Regions from separate parts of the Homo sapiens genome. Here region 2 is linked to region 1. A link is an interaction called in ENCODE POLR2A ChIA-PET data of the cell type or tissue named here. Cell type or tissue: endothelial cell of umbilical vein. All regions are shown on one strand. Each heading gives the region's core, and the rest is flanking DNA. Links, peaks and the distances in the headings are about the cores only.

What was found. Peaks named below come from ENCODE experiments on the same cell type or tissue, not always from the same donor. Only the 100,000 strongest peaks of a DNase experiment are listed, where the experiment ranks them.
Region 2: POLR2A ChIA-PET joins it to region 1 with 5 read pairs; 2 of 35 experiments call an interaction of 5 or more read pairs at or near these places.

Annotation. Positions count from the first base shown.
Region 1 is chr9:6,551,389-6,558,068 of GRCh38, reverse strand. It overlaps GLDC (glycine decarboxylase), which reads left to right. Exons shown (of 25, transcript NM_000170.3): 18 at 1,767-1,916; 19 at 3,288-3,400; 20 at 4,560-4,701. Among named protein-coding and RNA genes, the nearest start is that of GLDC, 91 kb to the left of the region's middle. In endothelial cell of umbilical vein, for the core only: no CTCF peak of the experiment used is centred there; no DNase peak of the experiment used is centred there; H3K27ac peaks cover 1,325 bases.
Region 2 is chr9:6,850,552-6,859,047 of GRCh38, reverse strand. All of the region lies in intron 5 of KDM4C (lysine demethylase 4C), which reads right to left. Among named protein-coding and RNA genes, the nearest start is that of KDM4C, 97 kb to the right of the region's middle. In endothelial cell of umbilical vein, for the core only: no CTCF peak of the experiment used is centred there; no DNase peak of the experiment used is centred there.

The DNA of each region.
Region 1 (6,680 bases), core at 790-4,789:
TGCTTCCCACCAGCGGACTGGCAGCTGCATCTTAAGCGGGAAGGAAACCAGTGGAATAGCAATGTGATTTTGATGGTGGTGTTATTAGGCATGGAGACTGTGAACTCTGTGCAGTTGCCTTCTAAAGGAAGCTGAAAATCCACAATGCTGCACCTCTCTTCGATCCACCTCTACCCTTCCATTGCTCCACAAAGCTTTTTTCCAACAAGTGTTCCAGGCCAGTAGTTGAAATTATTAAGTCCCTCCATTATAGTAATATAGGACATGACTTCCCTGGCCACCCCCATGTTCTCAAACATGCCTGCTCTGATATGCTGGCCAGGAAAACAAACAGGGATGTGACTTTTATATATGCTTGCCTTCTGTAAAAGGAAAGAATAAAGAAGACTTTTATTTACAGAAACACTTCTTGTGGGAATTCTTTTTTTTTTTTTTTTTCCAATTCCTGTTCTTTATCTTTTTGTTTGTTTGTTTTGAGACGGAGTCTCACCCTGTCGCCCAGGCTGGAGTGCAGTGGCACGATCTCGGCTCACTGCAACCTCCGCCTCCCGGGTTCAAGCAATTCTCCTGCCTCAGCCTCCTGATTAGCTGGGACTACAGGCGTGTGCCACCATGCCCAGCTACTTTTTGTATTTTTAGTAGAGACAGGGTTTCCCCGTATTGGCCAGGATAGTCTCGATCTCCTGACCTCATGATCCGCCCGCCTCAGCCTCCCAAAGTGCTGAGATTACAGGCGTGAGCTACCACGCCTGGCCTCTGTTCTTTATCTTTTTAAATGACAATAGTTGTACATAGTCATGGGGTATATAGTGATGTTTCTATACATCAAATGTATAGAGATCAGATCAGGGTAATCAGCATATCCATCATCTCAAGCATGTATCATTTCTTTGTGTTGAGGGAACGTTCAATATCCTCCTTCTAACTATTCAAAATTATATATTGTTAAATATAGTCATCCTGCAGTGGTATAGAACTCTACAACTTACTCCTCCTATCTAGCTGTAATTTGGGAATTTTAACTTCAACAGAAGGCAAGGGAAAGGAATGGATATGAGAAGATGAGCAGAGAGATTAACTATGAGAATGGACGCACCTAGAACCACAAACGTCTGAAATCGTTATTGAGATGACTTGAACCAAGGGAAAACCACCTTAGAGAGTTGGGCCCAAAATATCCAAAAATCTTGTGAATAGTCCTTTTGGTCTGGACCATAGAGACCTAGCCTGAAAGGATCTTATTATTTCTTTTTTTCTTTTTTCTTTTTTTTTTTTGACGTGGAGTCTCTCTCTGTTGTCCAAGCTGGAGTGCAGTGGTGTGATCTTGGCTCACTACAACCTCCACCTCACCGGTTCAAGCAATTGTCCCTGCCTCAGCCTCCTAAGTAGCTGGGATTACAGGCACCTGCCACCATGCTCGGCTAATCTTTGTATTTTTAGTAGAGACGGGGTTTCACCATGTTGGCCAGGCTGGTCTCGAATTCTTGACCTTAGGTGATCTGCCCGCCTCGGCCTCCCAGAGTGCCGGGATTACGGGCATGAGCCACCACACCCAGCCAGGATCTTATTATTTCTTTGGAATGATTTGTGAAGGGAGTAATGGCTGTGGTTTTTTTTTATTGCTGTCATTGTACTTTGAGACAGTTCCAGGAAAGTAAAGACTGAGACTTCATCTTTCTTCATCCTTTAAAATGAAAGGCGAGGATTTGGCCAAGAAAGAAACATATCCTCCCTCCATGTCCTTCTCTACCCCTTTTCTTTCACAGGTGGATAAGCACAAGGAGAACCTAGCAGCTATCATGATTACATACCCATCCACCAATGGGGTGTTTGAAGAGAACATCAGTGACGTGTGTGACCTCATCCATCAACATGGAGGACAGGTCTACCTAGACGGGGCAAATATGAATGCTCAGGTGGGAACTGAAGAGGCCCGCCCTTAGTTCCCACTGAGAAAATGGATATGTGGAAAAAAAAAAAAATTCTGACTTCTTGAGAGGCTTCCTGCCTGAGGGAACTCAGACCCACGACCTGACCACTGGTGGTTGTTGATCTCTCATGGCCTTGGAAAGCCACTTATCCTGGCATCAGCTTTATCAGCTGTGAAATGGGGGCTCAAAGGGCCCAATCCTGATTACTTGGGGGACAGAGGATCTATGTACTGTGAACCTCTGAAGAAATGCTGTTGGGAGCCCCTGCAGGAGAGGAGTGACACAATCTTTTTGAGACTCTTATTGGTGTTTGCTTTTTTCCTTTTTCTTTCTTTCTTTCTTTTTTTAGATGGAGTCTCACTCTGTCGCCAAGGCTGGAGTGCAGTGGTGCGATGTCTGCTCACTGCAACCTCCACCTCCTGGGTTCAAGCAGTTCTGCTGCCTCAGCCTCCCGAGTAGCTGGGACTACAGGTGCATGCTGCCACACCCAGCTAATTTTTTTAAATTTTTTTATTTTTATTTTTGTATTTTAGTAGAGATGGGGTTTCACTGTGTTGCCCAGGCTGGTCTTGAACTCCTGAGCTCAGGCAATCCACCTGCCTCAGCTTCCCAAAGTGCTAGGATTACAGGTGTGATCCACCACGCCCGACCTCTTTTTTTTTTCCTACCATTTTAGAGCCTTTCTTTGGTTCTCATTCATTTCACAAGTGTAATCCAGAGATTGTCTATTGGTTCTGTAGCATAAATGAATTCTGTACCTTTGGTCACCATCAAAATTAGTCCTAACACCCAAGTGGTGGGAAGGCTAGTGGGATGGCATGCCTGGTATCTGGGTCATCTCGGGAAGACTGCGAGCCTTGCCTTCCCTCTCTCAGTTCAGCCTCCTCCCTGGTGCCCCCGCAGCCCCTTCCATCACTGTGCCCAACGGGGCCGTTCGGTAACGTGCATCATACTAAAGCCGACCACGCAGGGGAAGGTAGCGCTGCTCAGGGAAGAGTTGCCTATTTCAACAACATGGAGGTTCTGCCCTTTCTTGTGTTAGAGACACTTCTCTCCCTTTGTGGTGTGTGGATAATTAGGAAGAGACTGTGTATTCAAATCCATATTTTTAAATCTAAATTGGACTAAATGGTCAGTTGCTATTTCCATAGCAACCACAAGCACTCTGCCTATCGGATGCCAGTTTGTGACTACGGAACTGGGCCAGTATAGAGGACATTTCTGTGAACACCATGGATGTGGCTCTGCCTGCTTTTCCTCTGAGGGGAGAAGGCAGCACCGGCCAGCCATGGCCTTCACACTGGAGGGTGCTTCCAAGCTCTTGACTTTTGCTTTTGGCCCTTGCCTTTGTGGTAGGTGGGAATCTGTCGCCCTGGAGACTTCGGGTCTGATGTCTCGCACCTAAATCTTCACAAGACCTTCTGCATTCCCCACGGAGGAGGTGGTCCTGGCATGGGGCCCATCGGAGTGTAAGTTCTGGGCTGCTGGTTTCAGGATGGCTTTGGAGACAGAATGAAGGAGTGGCCCTAAATAGACTACTCATCCCATCAAAGTCTTCATGTGTTGAGGATACCCTCATCGGTGTAGTGCACTTGTAGGGGCTGGGGGAGGAGCAGCAAAATGGGTGCTTTTAGGGGATTTCCAAAGAAAAGCGTAATTAGATTTTACTAACCATAGCATCTGGCCTCACTGAGCTTCCAGTTGCACATAGACAGCAGGTTTATTAACAGAATAATGAATAGGGAACTTCACCTGAGCATACGTATTGTAACTGGAATATTGGCACTAGAAAGTGCCTTTCGGACTTTTGGATTTCCTAGCATTTTTTTTTTCTTTTTTAAAATCAGCTAATGGTTCCATTGAAAGTGAATTAGATGTAAGGTGTTGAGATAAGTAACACATAAGTAAGGAAGAAACAAACCTGGTTACTAGAAATAATTGGATGAAGCCAGAGTAGGACTGAAGGAATATTTCTTAGCTGTGGATAACTTTTTACACTGAAATCAAATCATCTTGGGAAAATGATGATGAGAGCAGCTGTTTTCCTGAGCTGCTTCAGTCTCCCAAAAATATGCTAAAGAAGTCAGTTTTCAGAGTTGCTGGAAGCTTGGCCTTCTTACTTTTTTCTTCTTTCTTGTTTTTTTTTTCTTGGACTACGGTTAAAGTGAGATTCATTTTGATGATGATTATTTCTAGTAAATGTGTGAGCTCCAGTGCTTCAGCTGTCAGGGAGGTGGGGAGAATGATGTTCATGTCAGCCCATGGGGCATCTTCTCATCAGCCCCTCCTATGTCCATCTTGGGAAAGTGTATAGGGGTGAGGGAATGGGGCTGGGAGTGGGAGGGAGGGACATGGAACTCCACTGTTTTATGGCTGCCTGCCTCTATCAAGCCCTCCACCACATTTCTTGGGTGAGCCCTGGGACACTGATGGCTGGTGGACCTCCACCAGAGGAGGAAGGAAGGAAGGATCGCTTCCTGAACATCTGCCTCCCAGCAGGTGGAGAGTCCCTTCCACTGTCAGAGCTCCTCTGCTAAGAACAAGGCTTTCTGGGAGGGCCCAGAACCTTCCCATTAGATTAAACTGAATCGTTTACATTTTCTGAATTTGCACTTAAAAAAAATACAGGAAGAAACATCTCGCCCCGTTTTTGCCCAATCATCCCGTCATTTCACTAAAGCGGAATGAGGATGCCTGTCCTGTGGGAACCGTCAGTGCGGCCCCATGGGGCTCCAGTTCCATCTTGCCCATTTCCTGGGCTTATATCAAGGTGAGGCCTGGGAGTATGTGCAGGTGTGCAGGTGGGTGGGGGCGTCAGGCATGCATGGGGACCGGATACTGCAGACTTCTTGGCTTAAAAACAAATAAATTCATGATCTGAGATGTGGTTCAAAGAATATTGCTGATGGCCTGGGTGGAAGAAACCTTCCTGAAGAGATGAGCTAAAAATCATTTCATCTCTCCTTCATTACACTACTTCTTTTGGGTTCTCAGAGTGGGTTTAACATCAGAGAAACTGAAACATCAGATATATTTTTCCAGACACAGCTAAGTTCCATGAGTCATATGGATGTTCTGGCCGCATCCTTTGGTTTCCTGCAGGATTTATATAGCCCCTTCCGAGTGAAAAGCAGTGCATGTACTAATTATTCCACTTTGCTGAGATCCTGCTATATATCTCACTTTGCTATATATTTCTTGGGGGGGGCCAGAGGAGAAGATGAAAAATAGCAGAAATTTGCTTCTCTGGTTTTTCCCCAGAGCTCTTTGGCCTTTAGGGTTTGTGGTGCTGTGCTCTCTGCGTAATTAGTCAGAGTACAGGCTTCCTTCCTTTGTCTTATTCCAAATAACACCAGGGCCAGAGTTGATTTTCTACAGTTCTTGTTCACACTGCCCTGCCCACCTCCTGGACTGACAAGACTGTGAATAAGAACACTTGTTTGGCTGCTCATTAGAGCAGTCTCCCCAAAGCAGTGCCCCTCTTTAAAGGAAGGCGGGCTCCCACTGAAACAAAACCCCCAAAACGCAGCTATGCCAATCATTCCAGAGGACTCTGTGGAGCTGACTGTTTATTTCTGGAACAGCATGGCATTTATGATTCTTCACGAAAAGTTTCTTGGAAGCCGGAACAATTCTGTACCTCAGACACTAACACTTGCTTTTAAAAATGATACTCAAGTTGTTTTGCAAACAACACAAGCAATCAGAATAAAGGTCTGCTTCTTTGTAAGCAGAATCAAATTCCACTTCCCTTTTGATCTCTGGGTTCTGTAAATCTGGGTTATTTGTATGAACATATTTGGGTTGGAGATGACTTCCCACATATAGGAAATAAATGCCCCAAGGTTGGTTTGGCTACATGCCTGGAACAACAGCTGGTGCCTCAGTTTAAAAACTAAATAAATAAAGTAGGGTTTAAGCTGCCCCCTCTGGCCTTGGGCCTTCTCTTATTTCAGGCTGTTATTACTTATCCCCTGGACTCTAGCTTTAGCTGCTTCTCTCCCTGCTGCAATTCCACAGGCGCACCTACAGGACTGCTAGACTCACCCTAGGCCCCCACGTATCTCTCGTGGCTTCCTGTTGCTTTACCTGGTTCTCACTAGCCTGCACGAAATCCTTAGGGGATTCTTTCAGAATGCACATGCCTAGGCCCCATTCCAAGGAGAACCAAACTGAGCACATGTAGGGTTGGACTTAAGCCGTCTGCATTTTTAAAAAATCCCCCCATGAGACATAGGTTGAGAGCCAGTGGTTGGCTGGACAAAGTCGAAGTCCTTCCTAGAGAAGTTTTGGGCTTAAAAATGGAGTCACAACTCACCTTGCCCTACATCCACTCCCAGATGACAGTCATGTGCCCTCCCCTTCCACGCCTTCATTTCTGCCATTCTTCTCACCTGGTATACCTTCTCCTTTCTCTTTCCCTATCCGAATTCTACTTATTTCTAAGTTTCTAGCCAAGTTCTGGCTCTTAATCTAGGAACCCTTCTTTGACCAGCCTGGAGCAATGTGGCCCCTTTTTACTTTGGACCCCCTTAATGATACCAAAGTACTACTGTTGTTTTATTTGGTGCTCTCTCATTCTCTTTACATTAGTTATGTATTTAATATATATGCCAACTCCATCACATGTGAGGTACTCTGGGAAGAAAGTAGGCCATAAGAATTGGTGCAGTCTTGATTTGAAGCTCTTTGCAGTGATGATGTGTATCCCTTATGATCACAGGGACTCTTAACTACCAGGACAAGATT
Region 2 (8,496 bases), core at 2,432-6,431, 300 kb before region 1:
CATGTGCAGTAACAACGGAACATTTATAAATCTATTTGTAATCCTAGCTTTAGAAATGCAATCATGAAAAAAGCCACTTTCCTATATACTATGGGCAAATAACAATTTTTGCATAACAAATATTAAATTGCATGCATTTTCTACCAACTCCAATCTAAACAATGACATTAAGTAGTGTGTGAAAACAAAAAAAAAAAGAGATACCAAAAAAATGATAAAGCTGGGTAAAATAACTTGTTAACTACTAACATAGTAATTTTTTTTTTTTGCCGGGGGGGGAGACAAAATCACTCTGTCACCCAGGCTGGAGTGCAGTGACACGATGTTGGCTCACTGAAACCTCCACCTCCCAGGTGAAGCGATTCTCATGCTACAGCCTCTTGAGTAGCTGGGATTACAGGCGCACGTCACCACACCCGGCTAACTTTTCATATTTAGTAGACAGAGGGTTTTGCTATGTTGGCCAAGATGGTCTTGAACTCCTGGTCTCAAATGATCCGCCCACCTAGGCCTCCCAACCATGCCCAGCCCTAACACAGTAATTTGCGAGGTGAACAGCATTAATGCTTGCTTTCCATGAAGTACACAATAAAGAAAGTTGGGTAAACATTCTGGTTTTTCCCTAGAGTTATGGATTTAACAATTTCTTTTCATTTGAAGGGATGTCAATGTTGTAGGTGGTGGTGGTCGTGGTGGTGGTGGTGGTGTAACTAAAAGAGTAGCAAAAAAGATTCAGCAAGCATCCTAAGGGGAATTTACACGCCCTTACTGAGCAGTAATTCATTAATATGCAAATTTGGAACATTGCTAATAACAAAATAAGCAAAAGCAGGTAGAAAAGGGATTCTCACAATGGGTAAGATTTTGCCCTGAGTCTTCTGTTTCTTCAATTCATTCCTTTAAATCTACCATCAATATAGCAGGTTACTGCCAGGCATAGTGGCTCAAACCTGTAATCCAGGACTTTGGGAAGCCAAGGCAGGAAGAGTGCTTGAGCTTAGGAGTTTGAGGCTACAATGAGCTATGACTGACTGCGTGGGTAGACTGCCTTAGCTCAGGAGTTCCAGGCCAGCCTGGGCAACATAGCAAAACCCCATCTCTAAAAAAAAAAAAAAAAAAAAAAAACTTAGCCAGATGTGTTAACATGCACCTGTAGTCCTAGCTACTCAGGAGGCTGAGGTGGGAGGATCGCTTGAGCCCGGGAGGCAGAGGTTGCAGTGAGCCAAGATTGCACCACTGCACTCCAATCTGAGCAACAGAGCGAGACCCTGTCTTAAAAAAAAAAAAAAAAAGTACAGCTGGCTACTCTGGAAAACTATTTGCTTTGCACGTTGACTGACATTATTAGGATTAGTTCCAGTTCATAATTTCATCATCAAAGTACCAACGTTAAACTTGATCGGTAACAATCCAGTTACCAATCAATTAATTAGTAAAATCTCAACACTTCAGGAAAAAAGAGTGAGACTTTCCAACTCACAAACACTAGATATCCTGGATGGTTCCTTTAGGGAATTCTGTGCTGAGCAGTGGTCCACAGAGATCAATGTTTTGGGGCTGCAAGCAAGTGGGTGTGTGCTAGAGTGGTATGTGATCCACTTGATCAATAAATATTTTACTACCAGTTAGCACTGTATTCTCTTCTTCTTACAAATATAGCTAGCAGCTATGTACAAAGCTAATACCATACTTTTTGGTATATTTCCAACACTTTTTAAATTTTATTAGCAATATTATCTTTTCTGTTTTGGGGTTTGTTTTTGTTTGTTTTGTTTTTGGTAGATACAGGGTGTCCCTATGTTAACCAGGTTGGTTTCGAACCCCTGGGCTTGAGCAATCCTTCTGCCTTGGCCTCCCAAAGTAACAATACTATCTTTGAAACATACAATGGCCAGGCATGGTGGCTCATGCCTATAATCCCAGGACTTCGGGGGGCCAAGGCAGGAGGATTGATTGAGCCCTGGAGTGTAAAACCAGCCTAGGAAGGCTCAACATAGGAAGATCCCATCTCTACAAAAATACAAAAATTATGGGAGGCCGAGGCGGATGGATCATGAGGTCAGGAGATCGAGACCATCCTGGCTAACACGGTGAAACCCCGTCTCTACTAAAAATACAAAAAATTAGCCGGGCGCGGTGGCGGGCGCCTGTAGTCCCAGCTACTCGGGAGGCTGAGGCAGGAGAATGGCGTGAACCCGGGAAGCGGAGCTTGCAGTGAGCCGAGATTGCGCCACTGCAGTCCGCAGTCCGGCCTGGGCGACAGAGCGAGACTCCGTCTCAAAAAAAAAAAAAAAAAAAAATACAAAAATTAGCCTGGCATAGTGGCACACACCTGTAGTCCCAGCTACCTGGGAGGCTGAAGTGGGAGGATCACTTGAGCCCAGGAGGTTGTGGCTGCAGTTAGCCATCATCGCAACACCGCATTCAGCCCGGGAAACAGAGTGAGACTCTGTCTCAAAAAAAAATACACACACACACACACACACACACACACACACACACACACACGCACACAGAGAGAGATATGCCTAAAACTAATCAATAACCTATGCGGTTAATTTTATTACTTCAACTTAAGAGTATTTCTAAAAGTATTTTCTTATGTAAAGGGCAAATTTCTCTAGAAAAAGCAATTAAAACCAAAATGAACCATGGTTAATTCTAAGTGCATTTTTTCTAGACAAAATAGCAAAATAATGCAGCTTTACACCATCCAGTAAGTCTTAACATTTGAAATTAGAACATATTACTGGGTCTAAAGTTACTAAATAGAAAAATTAACAAGTATGAGTTATTACCATGGGCTGCTAATTCAATGGATCACTAAATACTATCAAGCTGCCTAATCCCTAATGTTCTTAGATTTTTTTTTTTTTGATCTTCAAATAAAGAGTTCCTTCAGTAAGACTGTTCACTGAGCAAATGTTTACTGAGTACCTACCAAGTGCCAGGCTCATGCCAAATGCTGTGCCAGGCACTAGAGGCATGCTAGTTAAAAGACTGGTGGGGCCAGGAATGGTGACTCACGCCTATAATCCCAGCACTTTGGGAGGCAGACACAATAGGACCACTTGAACCCAGGAGTTCATGGCCAGCCTGGGCAACCCAGCGAGACCCCATCTCTATAAAAAAGAAAATTTAAACCACATAATAAATGAATGAACGAATGAATGAATGAATAGTGGGGCTCCCCAACTCCCAGAGCTCACATTTTAATGGAGATGTACATTAAACAAGCTTAGATCAATTTGGCACCATATAACTTGCTCATTCTTTTAAAAAGTAAGACTTGAATTATATAATTCAACAATAATCAAGTAATTAGTTGTAAGTAAGCAGCTTCTCTCTTCTAGACCAAAGGGAGAAAGAAGGAATGGAGAGGAGAAAGGACAGGAAGAGATAGGGGTAAGGTGAATAGAAGAGAGTGGAGGGAGGGAGAAATAAAGGGAAAGGCTGAGACAGACATCCAATGGGAGCATCTGATTTCCTAGACTGAGCCATGCCTCTGGTTTATCCCAACTACAAACACTGGGAAAAATCCGTTATACTTAAATTGGGTTCCTTTTTTTTTTTTTTTTTTTTTTTTTTTGAGACGGAGTCTCACTGTGTTCCCCAGGCTGGAGTGCAGTGACGCAATCTCGGCTCACCACAACCTCTGCCTCCTGGGTTCAAGTGATTCTCCTGCCTCAGCCTCCCGAGTAGCTGGGACTACAGTCATGCACCACCATGCCCAGCTAATTTTTGTATTTTTAGTACAGATGCGGTTTCACTATGTTGGCCAGGCTAGTCTCGAACTCCTGACCTCGTGATCTGCCCGCCTCAGCCTCCCAAAGTGCTGGGATTACAGGCATGAGCCTCAGCGCCTGGCTGTCATTTATAACCAAGAACACTTATTAATACAAATTTATGAAGTTCATGTTTAAAACACTTCATGCCATGTATACATACAACATATATTTGCTAAATGAATGTATGAAACGTTAACATCTATTGAGCACTGTGTTACATCTCCAGCTGTGATATGTACTTTGTACATAGCATGTTATTTAATCCACACAATTGCCTTACAAGGTGGGTGCCAAAACCATCTGAGTATTTTAGGAGAGAAAATTGAGGCATGGAGGTTATTTAATAATTGCCCAAGGTCACATGCTCAGTAAAGAGTAAAGAGTTTTGCAAAACTCAAGACTGACACAAAAACCTGTGCTGGTAAGTACTACACAACACTGATCAAAAGTTCTAATGAGAAAGCATTGAACTAATGTGTATCTATCCTGAATAATTGGATACTTCTTAACTGCTACACAGTATTTTAACAAAATCTCAGTTTACTGAATGAAATTTAACAATGTCCAAAATGCTACAACCCATTCTTAATTTTCTAAAAACCTTCAGGAAAACCTTTCCTGATTTTAGACCTTTTCACAGCTTAAAACACATCCTCTTACACCTTATCTCCCTTGTTCTCTACAGAGTAAATTTGAAAGTTAGTTTTTTTTTTGTTTTTTTTTTTTTTTTTTTTGAGACGGAGTTTCGCTCTTGTTGCCCAGGCTGGAGTGCAATGGCGCGATCTCAGCTCACCTCAACCTCCGCCTCCCAGATTCAAGCAATTCTCCTTCCTCAGTCTCCCGAGTAGCTGGGATTACAGGCATGTACCACCACACCCGGCTAATTTTGTATTTTTAGTAGAGACGGGGTTTCTTCATGTTGAGGCTGGTCTCGAGCTCCTGACCTCAGGTGATCCGCCCGCCTCGGCCTCCCAAAGTGCTGGGATTACAGGCGTGAGCCACCGCACCCAGTCGAAAGTTTCTTATTCATTTTGTTTGTACCCAGTCTGGGAAAGAAAGACTCAAGATACCATCTGAATTCTATATCCTCTAGCAGTTAAGCACTCACACAAGAGGCTTGGAAGGGAGAATCACATTTTTTTTTAATCACTGAAACTCCTATTCTATTATAAATACATACATTATGGCCAAGTTCAGACTTTAAGTAACTACTATGACTAAAAAAAAATTATTTTCATGGTTATTAAAATAATAGTAATTATGAGTATTTGTATAATACTTTACAGTTTACAAAGCATTTATACACAGTATATACCTGGACCCTCCTAGATATCCCTTAAGTAGACAGAGAATAAATCATGCCTCCATTTGGCAGTGAAAGAAACTCATGATGAAAGGAGTGTAGTGATTTGCCCTAAGTCATTCCCAGTAAGTGACAGATTGGGGTTTTAAAACAGGACTTCTGGCTCCAAAGTCAATATTCATTCCAAGAAAATAATACTTTACCACTGACTGTCAAAGCAGTTTTCTATCTGCTTACTCTAAGGATACTTTTCCCCCTAAACCTTCAACCAGAAATGTTCAAATAAATCATCAGCTGCTTTGAAGTCTCTTCAGTACAAACCTGTGTTCATGAACACTTACTCCGCAAACCTGCCACACACGGTAGCTAGAAATGTATGTCTCCTATGTATAGCAACTCAGGAAACTTAGTATTCTTAATAGTTACCTTTTAGGCTTTTATTTTTATTTATTTTTTTATTCTTTGAGACAGTGTCTCCCTCCGTTGTCCAGGCTGGAATGCAGTGGCACCACCTCGGATCACTGCAGCCTTGACCTCCCCGGGCTCAGGTCATCCTCTCACCTCAGCCTTCCGATCAGCTGGGGCTACAGGCGTGAGCCACTATGACCGGCTAATTTTCTTATTTTTTTTTTTTGTAGAAACAGTTTTGCCATGTTGCCCAGGCTGGTCTTGAACTCCTGGGCTCAAGTGATCCGCCTACCTTGGCCTCCCAAAGTGCTGGGATTATAGGCATGAGCAACCGCACCTGGGCTAGAAAAGAATCTTTTTTATTAAAAGTTTCCATGCCTGCCCTTAAAGAGATGGATCTAAAATAATTTAACACTCTTCTAATTCAATACAACAATTCTTTACAGGGCATCGCTCCTATAGCCAGGCCCTGTGTGTTAAGTGCTGATGATTCAAAGGTGAAAAAAAAACACACACAAAAAAAACAAAACCATGGACCTTAACTTCAAGGCACACACAGGCAAGCTGGAGGATGGTCGGGGAGAAAGGAGGTGGGAAAATGAGGGAGATGGCAGGAGGGGTGGCCACAACCAGTTGTAAGATGCCAAAACAATGTCTAAAGTAGGGGCAGCACATAGTCCAGAGAGTCTTTAAGCAAACCCTAAGTGAAACATGGACAGATGAGAGCAGCATGGGCCCGTAAGTAAGGAGGGAATCGTAGGCAGTCTTTGCAATAATCCCATCCAGAGCCTGGTACCTGGAGGTAGAATTCAAGAGGAAGGAGTAGACTTGAAATGCCAACCTATAAGGTCAGAGACAGAAGAGAAAACAATATAGTGACAGATATGTCAAGCACAGGAGAGGCCACCCACTAGAGAAAAGTAAAGGCAACCATCCCATACTGAAGGGGAGATACAGCTCAACAAGGAGAGGACAGGCAGAAGAGGACGCTGGTGCACACGCACCCACATGTGCATACAGAACCTTGCAGCCCTTCATCCTCTCGTTTTGTCAACTCAATAAAAATATTCCTGTGACTCTGATCATGAGTCACAGAATCAGAATGACTGGAGGTCATTCTGGCTAACCTTGTGACTTGGGGGAGTGAAGGAACTGGAGTCCAGACAAGCAGAGTTATTTGCCCAAAGCCACATGCACTAGTGCATAATAAAGACTACAGCCCTGATTACTGGGCCCTCGTGTCCTAAGCTCTGCCAAACCGCCTGCCTCCAAATACTTCCATGAATTTGTGTTGCTTCTAACATCTTTCAAAGCTCACCTCAAATATATTATAAGGATTGCTAAAATGAATTTTAATAATGACAAAGTTTACCTCAAAATTATTTATGCTGAGGAAATGTAATATTTCATACATCTACTAGAAAATATCTGTAGGGGCATTTATAACACTCTCTTCCTACAGTAGTTATCTTAGGAAATAGTATGTAGAATCAGTGTTACAACTCACTACTACATTTTATTATTTTATCATTATAAACAATGGCCAAGGTTAAGGATAATAGTGACAGTATAAATCTACTCTTAATGCGTCTGATGGAGGCTGTATACTTAATAACTAATAGAGTAATTAACTACTGCACATATACAAGCTGCAAGAAAGAAATACTTTGAAAATGGGCATAATTATTCTCACTCATGATTAGTGATGCTCTTTCCCAAAGACACAAGACACCAGAATCCATCTTAGCCCTGACCAGAATATTCTTCCTGAAGTGATCATTAGGAGACAACATCAACCTGTTCCCAGGAGAAGACAAGACAGCCATCTTTCTTAATTAGAAAGCAGACACTTCATTTAAACTTTCCTAATACTGAAAACTCAAATTAACGTCCCAGGCATCCTCATTTATTAATTCCTTAACAAATCCCCAGAAAAGTTTTGCTACTAACTTTTCAGATTTCTTAAGCAAGACATAGTATGTAGTTGCCTACATACTAGATTTTATTAACATGTTGAATTCACCCATTTCATTCAATTTTATCCACACTTTAAGTGAATGTCAGAAAGAGCATCAAGATAACAAAGCAGCTGAGAAACTGTCCAGGAGCCTAACCATTGTTGAAAATATTTCTCCTAGTCTCTCCAAGCTAAGTTCTGAAAAAACTAAAAGATGACATTCCAACAAACTTTACAGTAATGCTGTACAAACACAACAGAGATCCCTGTCCTTAAGCATGTGCTCAAACCAGGCCCACAAATAACACCTGAGTGCTGGGTGCAGTGGCTCACACCTGTAATCCCAGCACTTTGGGAGGTTGAGGCAGCAGGATCACTTGAGCCCAGGAGGTCAGCACCGGCCTGGACAACACACTAAGACTCCATCTCTACAAAAAGTAATAACAAATAAACATCTGAGTAATGAATAATCCGATCACATTCTCTTGTCACTGGAGCCTGTATGAGTCCTAGACCACCTATTAAAAAGTTTCATTTGGCCAGGCGTGGTGGCTCACGCCTGTAATTTCAGCACTTTGGGAGGCCAAGGAGGGTGGCTCACCTGAGGTCAAGAGTTCGAGACCAGCCTGGCCAACATGGTGAAACCCCATCTCTACTAAAAATACAAAAATTAGCCAGGCGTGGTGGCACACGCCTGTCATCCCAGCTACTCGGGAGGCTGAGGCAGGAGAATCGCTTGAACCTAGGAGGTGGAGGTTGCAGTGAGCCGAGATCGCACCACTGCACTCCAGCCTGGGCAACAGAGTGAGACCCTGTCTCGAAAAAATAAATAAATAGAAATAAAAAATAAAAAATACATTGGCTGGGTGTGGTGGCTCATGCCTGTAATCCTACCACTTTGAGAGGCCAAGGTGGGCAGACTGCCTGAGCTCAGGAGTTCAAGACCAGCCTGGGCAACATGGTGAAACCCTGTCTCTACTAAAATACAAAAAATTAGCTGGGCCTCTAATCCCAGATACTTGGGTGGCTAAGGCAGCAGA